Regions from separate parts of the Homo sapiens genome. Here region 1 is linked to region 2. The links are chromatin loops, found by intact Hi-C in ENCODE. Cell type or tissue: dorsolateral prefrontal cortex. All regions are shown on one strand.

Region 1 (8,000 bases), 260 kb after region 2:
AGACAGCTCTATTACTAACACCACAGCTGTTCCAACAACAAATCACAACTCATCATTCTGCAAACAGGCTTTAGAATTAAACTTAGGATTAATTACGGAATTTTCACTTAAAATTTCTCAAACAGAAAATATAACAGGTCTCATATAGCCCAGCTTATGCTTTTAAGAGTTTTCCATCAAGTATTGGGCAGCATCAGCAGTGCATCTAGCCAGTTGATAAGTCACGGCACTGTTTCTGATTTAGAGGAGATGTTAACAGGATAGTGCAGTGGTCATTCTTATAAGAAAAAAAAAAAAGAATATTACTATTCTAGTTATCATTGGAATGAAATGGGGAGGGGAACAGCTTTTTAAAATGTCACCATGATTTTTAACCGTGTATAATTCTCAGTCCAGGAAGGTAAGAAAAAAAAAATGCTTCATTCCCCCAATATAAATATACAGTGAGGAAAAAAGGAAATCATAGTGGAATTTATGGCATTTCTTAGAGATCTATACACTATGTAACAGAATAAATGAGAAAATGTAGTTTTAATTTCTGTTTGGAGGAAGAAAAAAATAAGGACCTCAAATTGTGCCTGTGGAAAACAGGAAGAGATTTGGTTTTAATGATTTAACTACATTCAAAAAGCCTCATTTTTATTATGTTTGATGCTAAAATCAAAACCTCTATTCCTTTACTTATTCAAAAATGCATACAGAATATCAACAATACATAACTCATATATTGTTGATTATTTTAAGCAAAATAATAAAGCAATGTTAGACAGGCCTTTTTCTTTCTTAGCCATGACTTCTTTGTGACCCATAAATTTCTTTGTATCTGGTAAGTTAAGAAAATGCATCATTCCTAAAATTTTGATTATGTACTTAGATGTTACCTTGGACTCTTACAATCACTTTCAAAACACGTCAAGTACATAAAAGAAGGGACAACCCATGATTAGCATACCAGTGTTCATATCACTGCACTAAGACAGACAATAAATTTCCATTACATTGTCAAACTCACTCAAAACAATCAAATATTTCACTGAACCATTTACAACTATTGATTGCACACCAAACCTAACTTTATATTCTTCCTATTTTAAGTAGATGCAATATTTTACAAGGGCTTCACAAGTAAGAGATTGTGAATGTAAAGCAGTCCATTAATTTTATATAAGCTGTTTTATATACCTATGGGCCTCTAATAACATCCAGCTACAAGGTTACAAGGAGAAGAATCATTTTCTAAAGTTCAGTTGAAGAGGTTGGAGTGCGCATGACTAAAATTTCAGCTATCATGCCATTGTAGTTCCTCTTTACCAAAATTACTTTCATTCTGTAGCTGAAAACACTGACATAAACAGGACAACAGTGCAATGTCAGGTATCAGATTCCTACCAAGGAAATGGTACTTTCAAACCCATGTTGGAACAACTTATATGAAAACAAAAGAATTCTCCACAATTATTTTCCATGGAATCCTCTAAAGAGGTGAATACATAGAAACATATAACCTTGCTTTGCTTTGTGTATATGTGTATGTGTAATCTGTAAATGAAAAAGGCTCTTTAAAACCAGGAAATTTTCTCTAAATCTTTGTCGTAATTTTTGTGCCAATAACCTCTTAGAGAAGAAAGTGCCTCTTTCTTTTAGTCTGCGGTTTTCAATTGTATTAAAATTCCTGCCAATTTGTATCTTCATCTTAGCTCTAGAAGGCCCCGTTACACTATGTGTAAATTTATGCATTGTGGTGGGTTAGAGGCAGGGAGGCAGAAAAATGTAGGGCCCTGCAGCTGTTTCCAGTCACCTCTTTCTGCTCAGCTTCCTGCATCATACTGCACTTTACCATAGTGTACATTTCCAGTGAGTGGTAAGCCTGGCCTTTTGTTCCTCTAAGTTAGTACAAGCTAATAAATGTCTTTTTCGCTTTATTGGGACCTCTCTTTAAAGAGGCTTGACTGTGGGGTCTGATCTCAGAGAGATAGTCCTTTAGACTTGAGAAAAGTAAATTAAGAGGACAATTCTGTTAATATCAAAGCAGGCTTATTACTTCAATATAAGCACTTCCTTAATTTTCCTTTCTCAGCATGCTACATAAATATAAATAAAAGAGCTCTCCACTGGATGTAAGTTACGTATATCTCACAGAGTTTAATTACAAAGCCTCTAAAAATGAAGAGGGTGGGAGGAAATCATGCCCTACATCATACAGTCCTAGTATTGTGTTGGCTAGCTGTCTCTGACCACAAGGAAACAAAGACACTCAGGTAATCACAATATGCCATAAAAAGGCTGGGCTCTGAGGAAAAGAAAATCCAAGAGAAGAGGACAGATAGTATTACTTTAATGCCTGGAAGGCCATAATTTTTAATTTTGTTCTCATTAATGTTATTATAAATGCGATCATTTTACTGCAATGAAGGAGGAGTTAGGTTATTTTAAAACTGCTACATCCTATCTTCTTTGCAGCGATTGATTCACTGTTATAAGGGAGGGGCGAGCTAGATGAAGACGATGAAGACGAGGCACTGACAAATGCACACCACACACACACACCTCAGTTAACCCTAAGTACTATGGTATTGCAGGTAACTGCGAAGACACCTGTACAGGAATACAAGTTTCATCCCAGCAGCTGTCCATCGGGGGCATCAGGCAACTTCTGAGTGTGAAAAAGACTGTGCCAGGGAGGGTGGACTGCGGAAGAGAGGAGAAATGGGAATAGGCTTGTAATCCAGCAGGCAAGACCCTGGGCAGTTCAGTGACCTCGGTGGGTGGAGGCGGGGCCTATACCCAGTCCTAGAAAACTAGCGGGCTGGCCCTTAAGCTAAAGGCCGAAATCTCGCCAGGGCCTCAGAGAATACCTCCGAGGCGTTGCGCCTAAACCTTCTCTTCCTCACCTTCCGACCGCTCTTTTCACCTTCTGATTCGTTCCCTTCTCGAGGGCTTGCCTTATGTCCGAGCTAACTTATGCTACGGGTTAATGGAGCACTACATGCCAGATCTCTGCTCCTTTAATACAGCGAGAATTTGCAGAATCGGGTGACAAGAAAAGGATTGACTCCTATGCTAAGGCAAGAGAAACGGACAGAACTTCCCAGCCAACCTTCGCCTTTGACATAGACAACCCCTAGCGCCAACGCTCGGTACTATCCGTCTTATTTCTGGATCAAATCAACGGTGTGACCGCTGCGGTGGAGGAACTGGGCGCACTTTAAGTGACCGCAGTGTCTGCTCTAGGGCGTGCAGACAGCCCCCAGGGGAGTGTGCAACAGCGGCCAGGGCAAGCGGCGAGGGAGGTAGGGCAACGTTGTGTGAGAATGAGTGTTTGTAGGGGGCGGTTGTTCGTCGTTGTTTGTTTGTTGTTGCGGTTTGGTAAGTAAAGAGAAACTCCCCCCCGCCGCTCCATCCCGGGTCTAATGATGATAGATTTCACGCTGCATCAGGCCCCACGCTGGCGAGCCTAACCACGGAAAATAATGAGGCTGCATCCCCCATTCGTCTGCATTAAAGGCGAGCCAGGAACTTTCGATAGCAAATATATCGATTTCCCTGCCTAGCCATGGTTTGTCCTGCTCCCCGTGAATAATTACTGCGCCTTTAGAAATTCATAATAATTAGGACTCTCCCCACCCTCTCCCTCACCCCTGCGCGCCGCTAAAGGCGCCTTAGCCTGGAAGGCGCCTGGGTGGCTCCAGCCGTGTTCCTCGCCGGGGGAAGAGGGGCAGGAATCGCTTCTCCCCATAGGGTTTTACTCTTGCGAATAAGTTGGTTGCCTCAGTTTCCTTGTCTGTCAGTTGAGACTTTTACATTACTAGAGACACTTCTAGCTCTTCGTTACAGCCTTCACGTTTCTGTTTCGGGGGAGGGGTAGATTTAATGAACTGTGAAAGAATGGGAGACTGGGTAGGGGGAGAAGTTGGGGAAAAGAAGGATTCGCAAAATCTCCGTGGTGATCACGTGACGCCGCAACCACTGAGTGTGGTAATGGAGAGGGGTGCAAGCAAGAGTTTCTGACCGCAGGTCATGCTGGGGACCTAGAGACGGGAGCTAGCTGCCCCCCGAATAGCTGGAAGGGGTAGGCGGGTCGTCACAGTCGCGAGCGGGCCTTGAGGAGGTATCTGCGGAAACCGAGAGTGCTAACTCGACTTTAAGGACCCAGCCGGAGCGGCAGCGGGGGAGGCAGGCCCTACTGCTGGCACCAGGCGGGGCGGAGCCTGTGGCGCTGGCCGTGGTGCTGAAGAGTCGCTCTCCCGGCCCTGGCGTGCCCCACGCCCGCCTGCCCGCGATCAAATCTTATAGCCCGCGGCCTATTCTCCCGAGAACTGCCGCTATCCAGCCCGCTGTCCCAAAAGCACCGAAGCTTGGTGGCGTCGACGAAAATTACCCAGAAACAGCGCTTTTGCATGGGGACTTGGGCTCCGGACGCGAGAGGGCTGCATCTGTGTTTCCATAAACCTGTCGAGATCGCTCGAGGTCACCTGCGACTGAAAGCAGACAATAAAGCGCGCAGCTGTGGCGGCGGCCACTACGGCTGGGAAACCCCGGGGCCTGAACACTGCGGCTTTGGTCAGCGGACTGAGTTTCCGAAGGGAGGGTATGAAGCCTACGTCGAAAAAAGTTTCTTGCTTCTTGTAGAAGACGAAGGAAAATGGCCTTTTAAAGTCAATGTGTGAGGACGGGGTCTAAGACATAGGGTGGGATGTGTGAGCCGGATGCCCTCTCCTTCCGGTGTGGCGAGGACGCGCGGCCTCCCCCTGCGCCCTTAGCCGCGGCAGCTAGGATCCTTCGCTTCAGAATCCATTAGGGCGGCGGGGGTGATGGCGAGGCGCGGCCAGAGGCAGGTTCAGCGGGGACGCGCAGAGCTCCCGCAAGCCAGTTTCTAAGGAAACACTCAGTTTTTCTAAGCAGCAATTTGTCTTATTGTGGGAGAAAGAAACAGTACAAGAAAAGCCTCCCGGTTCTCCATTCTCATGCAGATGAGGCGATGCGCTCTGGATGCGGCCTGTGTCTCCCCCTCCCCATCGTATTTCCGGCTTGAACGAGTAAAATACCCTCATTAATTTATAGGAAGAAGGAGCTAGGAAAGCTTTTCGTAAGCCGTGGCCCGAGAGGAGCTACTGTCTTGCTGCTCCTGGGACCCCACTGCTTGTGCCGTCCCAACGCCCTGGCTCCCAACGCCATCTCGCTTTCCACCACCCCGAACCCCTGACTAGACGCCTAAGGAACTTTCGGCAACAGAGGGCACCGGAGCAAGAGAATCCCCTCCCCGCCCACCCCCACAGACCCCCTGCCGGCTCCCACCTCCGCAATCAATAAAATATACTAGGGAAAGCTCTTTGCAGAGGAGGTAATTAGGTTTTCATCCCGTAGCAGAAACGCAGCGCGCTCATCAGAAGTTTAAACAACAGCCACCAACCCGCGAGGGCAGGGCAAACTTGGAAAATGCGCAAACGCGCTCTTGGGCGCGCGGAGGGGTTTGAAGAAGCCGCCAAAATATATTATCTCAATAAAAAGCCGCTCTTGGAAAGCTTGCATAGTAATTGAGACGGGCGCTCTTTTCTGATCTGGGTTGGCATTTCCTCATCTCGAGCTGACAGAGCCAACTCAGGAAATTGCTGGTAATATTCATCTGGGGAGCACTTTCATTAAACGTAATTCATTCGACTTTCACAATAAATTGAGTGACATCCTTACAACGGAACCTTTTTATCCTTGATTAAGTGCTTGCCAAGCTTTGGTTTCCCACTTTATTGTCACATTCCTTCAAGCAGAGTCGTCAACATGCCAATCTGAGGCAGAAAAATGCGCGCGCTGTGTTTACCAAGCTCCGGGAGGGGGTTAGTGCTGACATCCAGAAAAAGAGCTGGTCGGGAACTTGACTAGTGGATAAATCAAGACTGAAACTTCCTGCACACACGCGACGGGACCAGGCAAATAGTGGCTAAGAGAATGCAGAGGGAGGCGAGAGTGCAGACCCGCTTTGAGACTCGGCTGCACCATGAAGCCGCTGACCCAACCGCTCTCGGCTGGCAGGCTCGCCTGCCTTTCCTTAATTAGAACGGCGAGGACTGTTAAGGTCTTAAAATGAGATCTGAAGCCCCTAACGGACAATGGTTGCCCAAGAGGAGCTTTCCTGAATCGAATCAAAGCTAGACACTTTTTATTTTTAAAAAAATCAGAAAGAACGCACACTTCCTAACTTCCCACTTGAGAGCAGGCAAACTTTCAGAGCTTCCATCACTTGCTTTACAGGAGCGCAAGAAGAGTGTTATTCCTCATTCCTGAAATTCCCTTTTGACTCGCAGCCGAATTATTTGAGGGCTCTTCAGATCCAGGAATTCCAGGTGAAGCTGACAAGCACCTTGGTATTCCAGGACTGGGAGGATGGGGAAGGCATCTCTTTGCCAATGCGAGGCTCCTTCTTCCCCATCGCCCCCCTAGTCAACTCCCCACCCCCTATAAAATCAAAGAAGCTCAGGGCAGAAAATTTCTTATTGGAAAAAGCAATATCCAAATGCTTTCGGCACTCAAATGCCCTTTCGAAAATATTGTCGACGACGGTTATTACCCGGACAATGCTGTCAATTTCTGTAGTCTGCAGAAAATCTTTCCTCAGATAGAAAAATAGGACACTGGGCACCTATCTCAAAAAAAAATCAACCAATTTCCCAGCCACCTGATATATTTTTCACCCAGACAACACTTTCATTAAGGAAGAAATAGCCGTCAACAATTCAAAGCCAAATAGAAATCAACTTCGCACAGAGGAGCCACGAATTTAATGGCTTTCCGAAAAAATACCGCTGAGAAAGTTGGAGCAATCCTGGTTCTCTCCGAATACTAAAGTCAGCTTCTCTAAAGCTGTCACTAGAAGGCCTCAGACCAAGATAATCCTTCTGGAAATGGGGCAGAAAAGTGTCCCACCCAAGTGCTTCCCACACACTTGGGCGAGCTGCTTTCTTGGTCAATGGAAAGTTGAACATTTCAGGGAAATGCCTAGAATAGTAGCAACTTCTGTGTCCCCCAGAGCTCAGGAATACATCTTAAAACTGATGAGTTCTAAGGCTGTGCTTCTGGGGTAGAGGGCCTTCCAAAAATCTAGTCTGAATCCCGTATGTATCTAAAAGGCTGGTCTGTAGTAGAAGAGTCAGGAAATGCAGTGGAATGAGAAACTTTTAGTACTGCCTCCAAGAACTAGCCTTAATAGGGAACACTTAATAGCCACTGTCAGGAAATTTATTTTATTTTGTTTATTTTCAGTAATAAGCTCAAATTGATTAGAATTTTCAGTGTGCAGCTGGCTTAATTTTTAAAGAATGAGAAGCACACATACCTAGTCCAAAGAAAAGACATTGCTGGTCTCTCTCCCTCTGCTTTTCCCCCAGCTCCAATATACCTTAACAGCCATCTTCATAATGAGTGGATTTCACCCAAATGATCTAGCTTTTAACAGTGCAGAGGTAGTGGTCCCATAGATACATTAATTACTCTCCAAACTCTATTAAACAATTGGTGTAGAATTCACATTTTAAGGATATCCCAAATTTGAGAGAATAGATGGCTCATAATGTGGCACAAGTTTAGAAAGGATTTTTAATTCATGCCTATTTTGATTTAAAAAGCAACTTGATTATTAGCAATTTAATTCCTAGCAGAAATGGTGGGACCCCTTCTCATTAGAATAGAGCTGTGGATGGGTGACTAGTCACAGTAACTTTATACAATGCCTTGTCGGATGCATTGGATTCAATTTCTGAGTAGCTTTTTCATTAGCATGCTCAGAAAGTGCTCATTAGACTCACCTCTCTAACTGAGAGTTACCACAGGTGAGCCCCCAAACAGAATGCCACACCCTGTGGGAGATGCTTTCCTGGTGTCCTGGCCTATCCTTCTACTTGATCCAATGAGGCTGATTCAAGTTAGAACCCCCACTCTTCAGAGCAAGGAACCATATTTTTCTAGCTGATTCAATATATGCTTCAATAAAGTTAAAATGCTATCATCCT
Region 2 (8,000 bases):
CATTAGCTCAGAATTTACCTGAAACTTGTTTTAACAGTACAAATTTGATGTAAATAATTTCTAGATTCTTAGAAAATCATTGTACTTTGGTTTTAAAAAAGGACTAGAAAAATAATTTATCTATAAAGACTTAACAGACTCATATTCACCAGTGTTCTCATAAAATGGAATGTTTTAATTGAAGTGAATGTTCTGATTTAGTCAGAAATCTTTTGGGTTTTCCACCCTTGTTTAAATTCTTTATAAAACATATTAGTCCATGTTTCTGGCTCAGTAAGTACAGTATAGTGTGCTGAGTATAATTAATACTTCTCTGATAACTGTAACCCCCAGAGTGCCTCAAAAATCTTCATAATGAACATTAATTATGATGTTACAGAGAGGTAGGTGGCAAAGAGGAAAGAGTAGGTTTGCAATGCTCAAGTTATATAACAAATCCTGGAAATATTTAGGCTCTTTATTTTGGTTTTATTTCTTTATACTCATCCCACCAAGAATTCAAAGCACCTAATACACCATTTAACAATTTTAAAAACTGAAGGTATCAAGGCAAAGGGAGCATGTGAATGACATACAAATCAACAAATAAAAGGGTAAGAAAAGTACTTTCAAAGAGGACTACCATACAGTACTCAAAAGTGGTAGCACACACTGCCAAAGCAGATAGGGAAATGAGATCAACCAACAATCAACAGTGTTCAAAAGATTGAAAACAATAACAAATACTCTTATTTGGAGAAGCACAGTTTTTTTCTTAATTATGTATACTGTCATATCATATAATTACTATTTTAAGATAAATAAACTTTATCATAAGCCAATTTTATGAGGAATCTCATAAAAAGGACACTATTTGGTCATGGTGTCCAGTGCTTCTCTCACTTCAGTGTGCATATGGATCACCTCAGCCTCTGGTTAAAATGCAGATTCTGACTCAGTTCATCTACAGGTAGGGCCTGTGGCTCTGAATTTTTAATAAGCTCTTGGGTATTGTCGGCATTGCTCGTCATGGAACACATGTTGAGTAGCAAGATATAGAGAATATCAAGGATGTTCTTGCTAACAATCCATCAAAAGTGAATTTCATAATTTCCTTATAGCATTCTTCATAGTATGATAATAGCATACCACCAATTCAGTAAATGCAATTCTGTAAAAAAAAAATTGTATGGGGTGGATATAGAGAAACACATATTCTAGGCAGGCATGGTGGCTCACACCTGTAATCCCAGCATTTTGGGAGGCCGAGGCAGGCAAATCACCTGAGATCAGGAGTTACAGACCAGCCTGACCAACATGATGAAACCCCATCTCTACTAAAAATACAAAAAATTAGCCAGGCATGGTGGCAGGTGCCTGTAATCCCAGCTACACGGGAGGCTAAGGCAAGAGAATCACTTGAACCCAGGAGGATGAGGTTGCAGTGAGCTGAGATCGTGCCATTGTACTGTAGCCTGAGCAACAAGAGCAAAACTCCATCTCAAAACCAAAAAAATTTAAAAAAATAAAAAAGAAAAGAAAAACATGCATTCTAGGTACACATATCTCTTAATCTATTTTGACCGAATGACAAAATTTAGAACACCTAGATAAGCAAAGGGGGAAAAACATATCTTCCTTCATGTCAGTTGAATGAATTAACTAACAGACATCAGGTTCCTCATGTTTGATCATTTTTCTGAGTGAAGAAAAGAATTAAGAATTCTTTATAGACCATGATTTGGCTCTTTGTCACTATAGTGATTCCAAATGTAGGATGAATCCTTTGTAACAGCATGTTATAAATATTTTCAGCTTCAAATTAATTCCATTTAAAATTTGCATATTCATATATATGAGTGCATATTAAATTATTTAAAGATTTATGTTTTGTATCCTAGCAAAGTTTTAAGCATTGATCATTTTCAAAAGAAAAAAAAGCTTTTATCTGCATTATTTAAGTAATTAAACTATATGAAAATAAAGAATAAGAAAGGGAAATTCTAAAAGTTAATTGTTCCAATAATACAATTTATTTCTTTTTTTGAAGTGAGTAATTAAGCAGTAGAATTACAAAGTTAAAAGAGGCCTAGTTTTAGAAGAGAAGAAATCAAAGCTCAGGGAGGTTAAGTGACTTTCTCAAGGTCACACAGCTAGCAAATCCTAGAGTTAGGCCTTTGAATATTAGACCAATGCTCATCTCTCATATGTCTTACTGCTTTACTATCATTATTCAAACTGACCTACAGATCCTGATGGATCTGTATGAGATGATGAGTATATATATATATACTCATTGCCATTCAATGTAATGGTAAAAGCAGAAACAAAGTGGAAAGCACCATATTCCATTCACTCATTAATACATACTGAGAACCAACAATATAATAGTCATTGAGTTGGAAGCAGAAGGACAGGATGCAATAATAGCATTGGCAACTCCTTGTGGAACATACTATTTAGATGGGGTAAACATGCACTTATAACATGTCTTAATAATAGCCTGAGAAATATTATGCTGTAAATACATAGGAAATGTTGTCAGGAATTAAAGGATGTGATATTTAAGATGGGTCTTGAATACTGAATATTATTTTGGCCAGGTAGAATAGAAAAGCTGGGCCTGCTAGAAGCTTAAAAAGCATAATGTGTTTACAAATGCCAAATAAATTCCTTGTAATTATAAGAAATATTGGGTGGAGTGAGTGTGAAGTGCTAGAGAGCAAATTAAAGATGGAAGTCAAGGATACAGGTTTCTAGCTTAAATAGTAAAAGTCAAACTAATATAGTCAATAATCATTAAAACATATTAAAATATTTTTGTTTTTTAATTTCTATAAATTTATGGAGCACATGTGCAATTTTGTTACATGGATATATTGTGTACTGGTGAAGTCTGCAATTTTCGTGTATTCATCGTGTGAAAAATATATATTGTACCCATTAATTTCTCATCACTCACCCCCTTCTCACTCTCACCATTCTGCATCTCAAAAACATTTTTTAGACAATGAAAACAAATCTGTCTAATACAGTCAATCTGCTCCTAAGAGGGACTCCTCCTCCCTCTTCAATGGGGTACCCACAGAGGACACAGCCTTAGCCTCTACAACTGTCAGATTAGTCACTCAGGACTGGCAGCAATTGGACCAGTCTTGGTAAGGGAATATTCGTGTTGTTGAGCCCAGGAATAGTGTCTAGTTTTGCTTCCATGGCCACCATGACCATGAACCCATTGAGTCGGAATGAGAATGGCTGAGGAGAGAGGCCAACTGACAACCAGAGGATGGGTCTTCTATTCCACATGGTTGTTCTGAGCCTGTTCTCTGGCAGTGCCTTTGTTGAACATTTACATAGAATGCAACATCTTCACACTCTGACCATTTCAAACGGATCACTCAAGTACCTCAATCGAGTTTTTCTCTTGGCACTCAACTATTCCTAAGAAATTCCCCCATGAGGGCTTAGTTATGCATTGAGGGAGGAGAGGTAATGCAGAAGGATTATATGTAGTAAAAGTTTGAGACACCTGCTTGTGCCTTCTGAATCTGCTTAAGCCTGGTCTCTAACATATTCTTCCACACATGATAAATTGTTGCACACATGCCCAATCAAATAGTTTATGATGGCAGCTAAAATTGCACGGTTACTTGATGATCCATGTTCGGGTATTCCAATGCTACCAAGGCCTGATAGCTTTGCAGGAACCATTTTTTGAAAAGAGGTTAGTTAACTGCAGAAGTTGACATAGCTTTTCTCCAAACCATAGAGACTATAACCCTAATTCTCCTATAAGGGTTTTTAAGAAGTTCCACAAGTATCTCCATTTCCAGATACATCAAATATTATTATGTCTACTGGGACACTAGGCCTATGTAGAAGAGTAGTTTGCACTGCAGTGTTACTAGCTGCAGAGGCTTTTCCTTCTATGAGATGCCTTTTCAGTTACTCAGTAGACACAGTGGAGCAACAAAGAAATGTGGTTTATGTTGTCCCCCAAAGCCAAATAAGCTAACCAAGATTTGTGCCACCATAATCTTTGAGGACTGAATTATGGCAGAGAGAAATGTTGACATAGCCCTGAGGTAAGACTTTAAAGATACACTGATGATCTTGCTAGGTAAAAGCACACTGCTGCTGGTGATCTTTGCAATAGTCATAGAGACAAAACTATTGCCCAGATCAATTACTGTGCACCACGTCCAAAGGGCTACGTTGATTTGCTTCAATAAAGAAACCGCATATGGGACCACAGCTGCAACTGGAATCAATGCCTGATTACATTTAAGATAATCCACAGTAATTCTTTAAGATACATATATCTTCTTCAAAATACGACCAAGGAAATAAAATGAGGACATAATGGAAACCACCACCCCTGCATATTTCAAGCTTTTGGTGGTGGCACTAATCTGCAGTTTCTCTAGGGTTGCAGTACTACTTTAGGTTCACCGTCCTGGCAGGGATGAAAAGTTCCAGAAGTTTACCCATGTCCCATCCTGCCAGAAAAACTTTCACTTCATGAATCAGGGATAAATGTATGGAACCTGACAGTTGCCGTTTGAGTGTGTTGCAATTATTCACACAGATGCCAGAGAAGTAATTTCAATATGGGTCCATGGACCCACTAAGGGGATAAACTGTGTGCAAAACTCCATTTGTTAATTCAGGATTGAGACTTCAGGAAGACTCAGCACTTGCATAAACCTGTGAGTGCAGTCTACAATTTTGTATGCCCTACATGCCTGGCTTGCTTTACCCTAGTCCTGGCTCTGTGTCAGGACAAGCACAATCTCCACTTTGACTAGTGGACTGCAGTAGCATTTTGGGTCCATGAATTAGTATAAATTTAGACACAACATTTACTAATCCCTATATATTTTGGGCATTTCTCTCTCCCAAGTGCATAGTCACCCTAGTTAGTGGTTGCAGGTCCTTTTGGGCAGAACTTGAAGGAAGATTTTATATATACTTGTGAAAGTACTTTAGGATTCACCTTTAGGAGGATTTTGCCTCCAGTTCTGAAAGCTGACTTAACCTACGAACTCAGTGAGAGGCCAGGACCCTTCACTGTGGTGATGCAAGTCAAGTTCCTGGCCACCAGACCTACAATTTTATCTTTTTTTTTTTACAGATTAAGTGATATTTTAGAAAAGTGTTTATATATTTGCTTTTATGAATACCATAATTATCTATAACCAAAAAATCCATGCAGATAATAAAAATGCTCCATGCTAATTGGCTACTCCTGCCTTCTACTAATGGTCTCCCCTTAATTCTAAAGGCTAGGCATTACCACTTGGAATTACCTTGCCCCTGTAGAATTCCAGAAACCCCAGTGAATTCAGGAAGCTATCTCATTGGCAGCATCTCCCACCATCATCTCTGGCTTATAGAAGAGAGTGACTTCTGGGGCATTCTATTTGTCAATGTATTTCTCAATGCTTAAGTTAAAAGAATGTCCTTTGGGATCTCTCTGAGAATACAGTGTCTCGTGTGGTGGTGATGGCATGGAGAGAATCGATTGTGCAAGACACATGGAATAAATCTACTCCAAAATACCTACCTACCTCCATATGCTCTTTTATTCCTTCCTTCATAGTATGCCACAGAAGTTCTAGGATTTCAACCTCATTGAATTTAGGCTACCACTGAGTCAAAGTTTCAGTTACTAACCAGATAAATTTTTACAACCACTTTCAGCAGAGAGCTGGAACTAAAATACTAAACAAACTAAAACATGAAATCACAAATTTCTGCCAATTTAACCATAGCAGTAAGTTTAACCTTATGCTATATATATATCATTACATATCTCCTCCTTAGTCTAAAACCCTTGAAACTTTTGATATAAATTAGCAAAATTTTTCATTCATTCTAGAATATAAGTTATCTTATCCTGGGTCAGACTTCATTCTTCCTCTGGAGTATTCTGATATCTGATTCTAGTTCTGGGTCTGGAAGTAATAGGAAGGGGTTTGGAAACAAAAACATCCCTTTGTACTGCAAGTTCCCCAGGTGAAATAATTGAACAAAGGGAGGGTGGTGTAATTTTATGTCTCTTTCTAGTGGGTTGGCCCGCAATAATAAGGAATAAAATCTTTCAGGGATGCTATGAAAGCTCTCTGATTATCTAACAGTGATTTGAAACAAGGGTTTAAAGAAAGGAGTTTGCCCTTTTCTTTTTCGAAAGCTCCTCAGTGAAGTCATAAAAAGCTATCCCACCCATTTAATCCCTCCAACAACTTGCTTCAGCAGACACTTCATTTCAATCAACCATAGATAATAATTTAATTGAGCGCCACTGCATACTATAAGCAAAAAAAAATCAGTACTGCTTCCAAGACAAAGACAAATACATAACCAAACCAACCCCAGAATATCACCTAATCCCAGAGTATATTTTCTGTGACTACTCCTGATAACAAGCATACCATTATGCAGGATTTTTTCAGGAAAACAAAAACCAAACCAGGTATTTCAATAGCGTGCATATAACTTAGGGAAGTGATTTCACAGGTATTAAATTAGGGGACTGAGAAAGCATGAATGGAACACTAAAGTAGCACAGACGTAATAATTGCAGAAAGCAGCTACCATGACTAAGTATTGAGAAATATGAGAGGTGTGGTAGCGATCAGAATCTAGAAGTTCACAGGAGGGGCTGGGACTTGAACCTCTGAGAAGAGGCACTGCTTTGTGGATGCTGGTAGCTCTAAGGAAGTATGATGAGGCTGATTTGGGGAAGGCCAAGATAAGTTTCCATTCAACTTCAATTACTAGGGATATGCTGACAGAAACAGCAGCAAAAAGGGAGAGGTAAAATCCCTCTCTTCCTCCAGCAATGTCTAGCCTCCTCATGTGCCCTCTATTGGCAGAAACTAACAGGAGGCCATCTAATGAAGGAGAGCAGGACCCTGCAAATCCTATCCCTGTACCACAGATCAGAGTATGGAAGGGTAGTTTTAGAGCCCAGAGGCAATAGTTGGATAATGAGCACATATTTTATATGAAGAAAAAATCAGAAAAGTTTCATGGAGTCAGGAACTAAGTTTTACTCTTATCACATCTCTAACTGTAAGAGTTTTAGAAAGTAATTTCATTTTCCTGAGCATCCATTTCACTTGAAAAATCTCTGTAACAGTACCACCTATGCCTTCCTAGCAGGAGGCATAATGTAGGTGAAAGCACTTTAAATAAGTATAAAGAACTATATAATTATAAGTTTGTCTCACCATTATTGTCCACACTAAATGGAGCCAGGAAAATAATAGAAGAATGAAACTCATAGATAATCTTAAAATCTTTATTTAGATGGTTTTATATTCTTTCCCATCCAACCAGTCTATGTAAGGCACATATATAATAGTTCAGTAAGGCCCATGACTAGCCTCCCATGGATATGCTAACAAGCAGTAATGTGAATCCAAGGACAGAGCATGGGGAATGATAGGACATCAGAAGCTTAGCTAATTCCTCAAATAAATATCGGGTTTGAATAAGTGAAACATAACACATAATTTTTTTAAGTTTTATTTTATTATTTACACAATCATTGTACATATTTATGGGGTACAGTGTGATGTTTCAATACATGTATGCAATATGTAATGATCCAGCTAGGATAATTTGCATAAAAGTTTGAGGTGATAGAGCCATGTACTATTTCTACATGACCTGATCTTCTTGCCATTCTAATCTTTGAGATACCAAAAAGCACCAGAAAAAGCTGAATTTGAAAATTTAACTATTGCCTATAGAAATAATTAATTCATTGATTAAAACTAAATCAACATAACACAGACAACAAAAGTTAGAATACGGAGGGCTTTTTTTTTTTTCTTTAATTGGGATCATGAATAATTATTTGGGAAGCAAATAGTTAACAGATAAATTGGTACATTTTATTCAATAAATTTGCAAGTTAGGAAACCACAGAATTAAATAAGGAAGACTGTTCTAGATGCTTATCAGAGACTTTTAGATAATCACCCACAAAGATTCAGAGGTTCATTCCAGAC

What was found. A loop is a pair of places that touch in the nucleus more often than their neighbours do. Peaks named below come from ENCODE experiments on the same cell type or tissue, not always from the same donor. Only the 100,000 strongest peaks of a DNase experiment are listed, where the experiment ranks them.
Region 1: it touches region 2 in a loop (2.3-fold over the local background); 3 of 110 quality-filtered maps call a loop at or near these places.

What each region holds. Positions count from the first base shown.
Region 1 is chr7:8,439,207-8,447,206 of GRCh38, reverse strand. The region is part of intron 2 of NXPH1 (neurexophilin 1); the gene reads right to left. Among named protein-coding and RNA genes, the nearest start is that of NXPH1, 9.6 kb to the right of the region's middle. RefSeq lists a silencer at 4,132-4,311 and an enhancer at 5,490-5,990. In dorsolateral prefrontal cortex, no CTCF peak of the experiment used is centred here; DNase peaks (open chromatin) are centred at 3,172 and 4,206; H3K4me3 peaks cover 4,545 bases; H3K27ac peaks cover 1,279 bases; H3K27me3 peaks cover 7,496 bases.
Region 2 is chr7:8,701,860-8,709,859 of GRCh38, reverse strand. The region is part of intron 2 of NXPH1 (neurexophilin 1); the gene reads right to left. Among named protein-coding and RNA genes, the nearest start is that of NXPH1, 270 kb to the right of the region's middle. In dorsolateral prefrontal cortex, no CTCF peak of the experiment used is centred here; no DNase peak of the experiment used is centred here.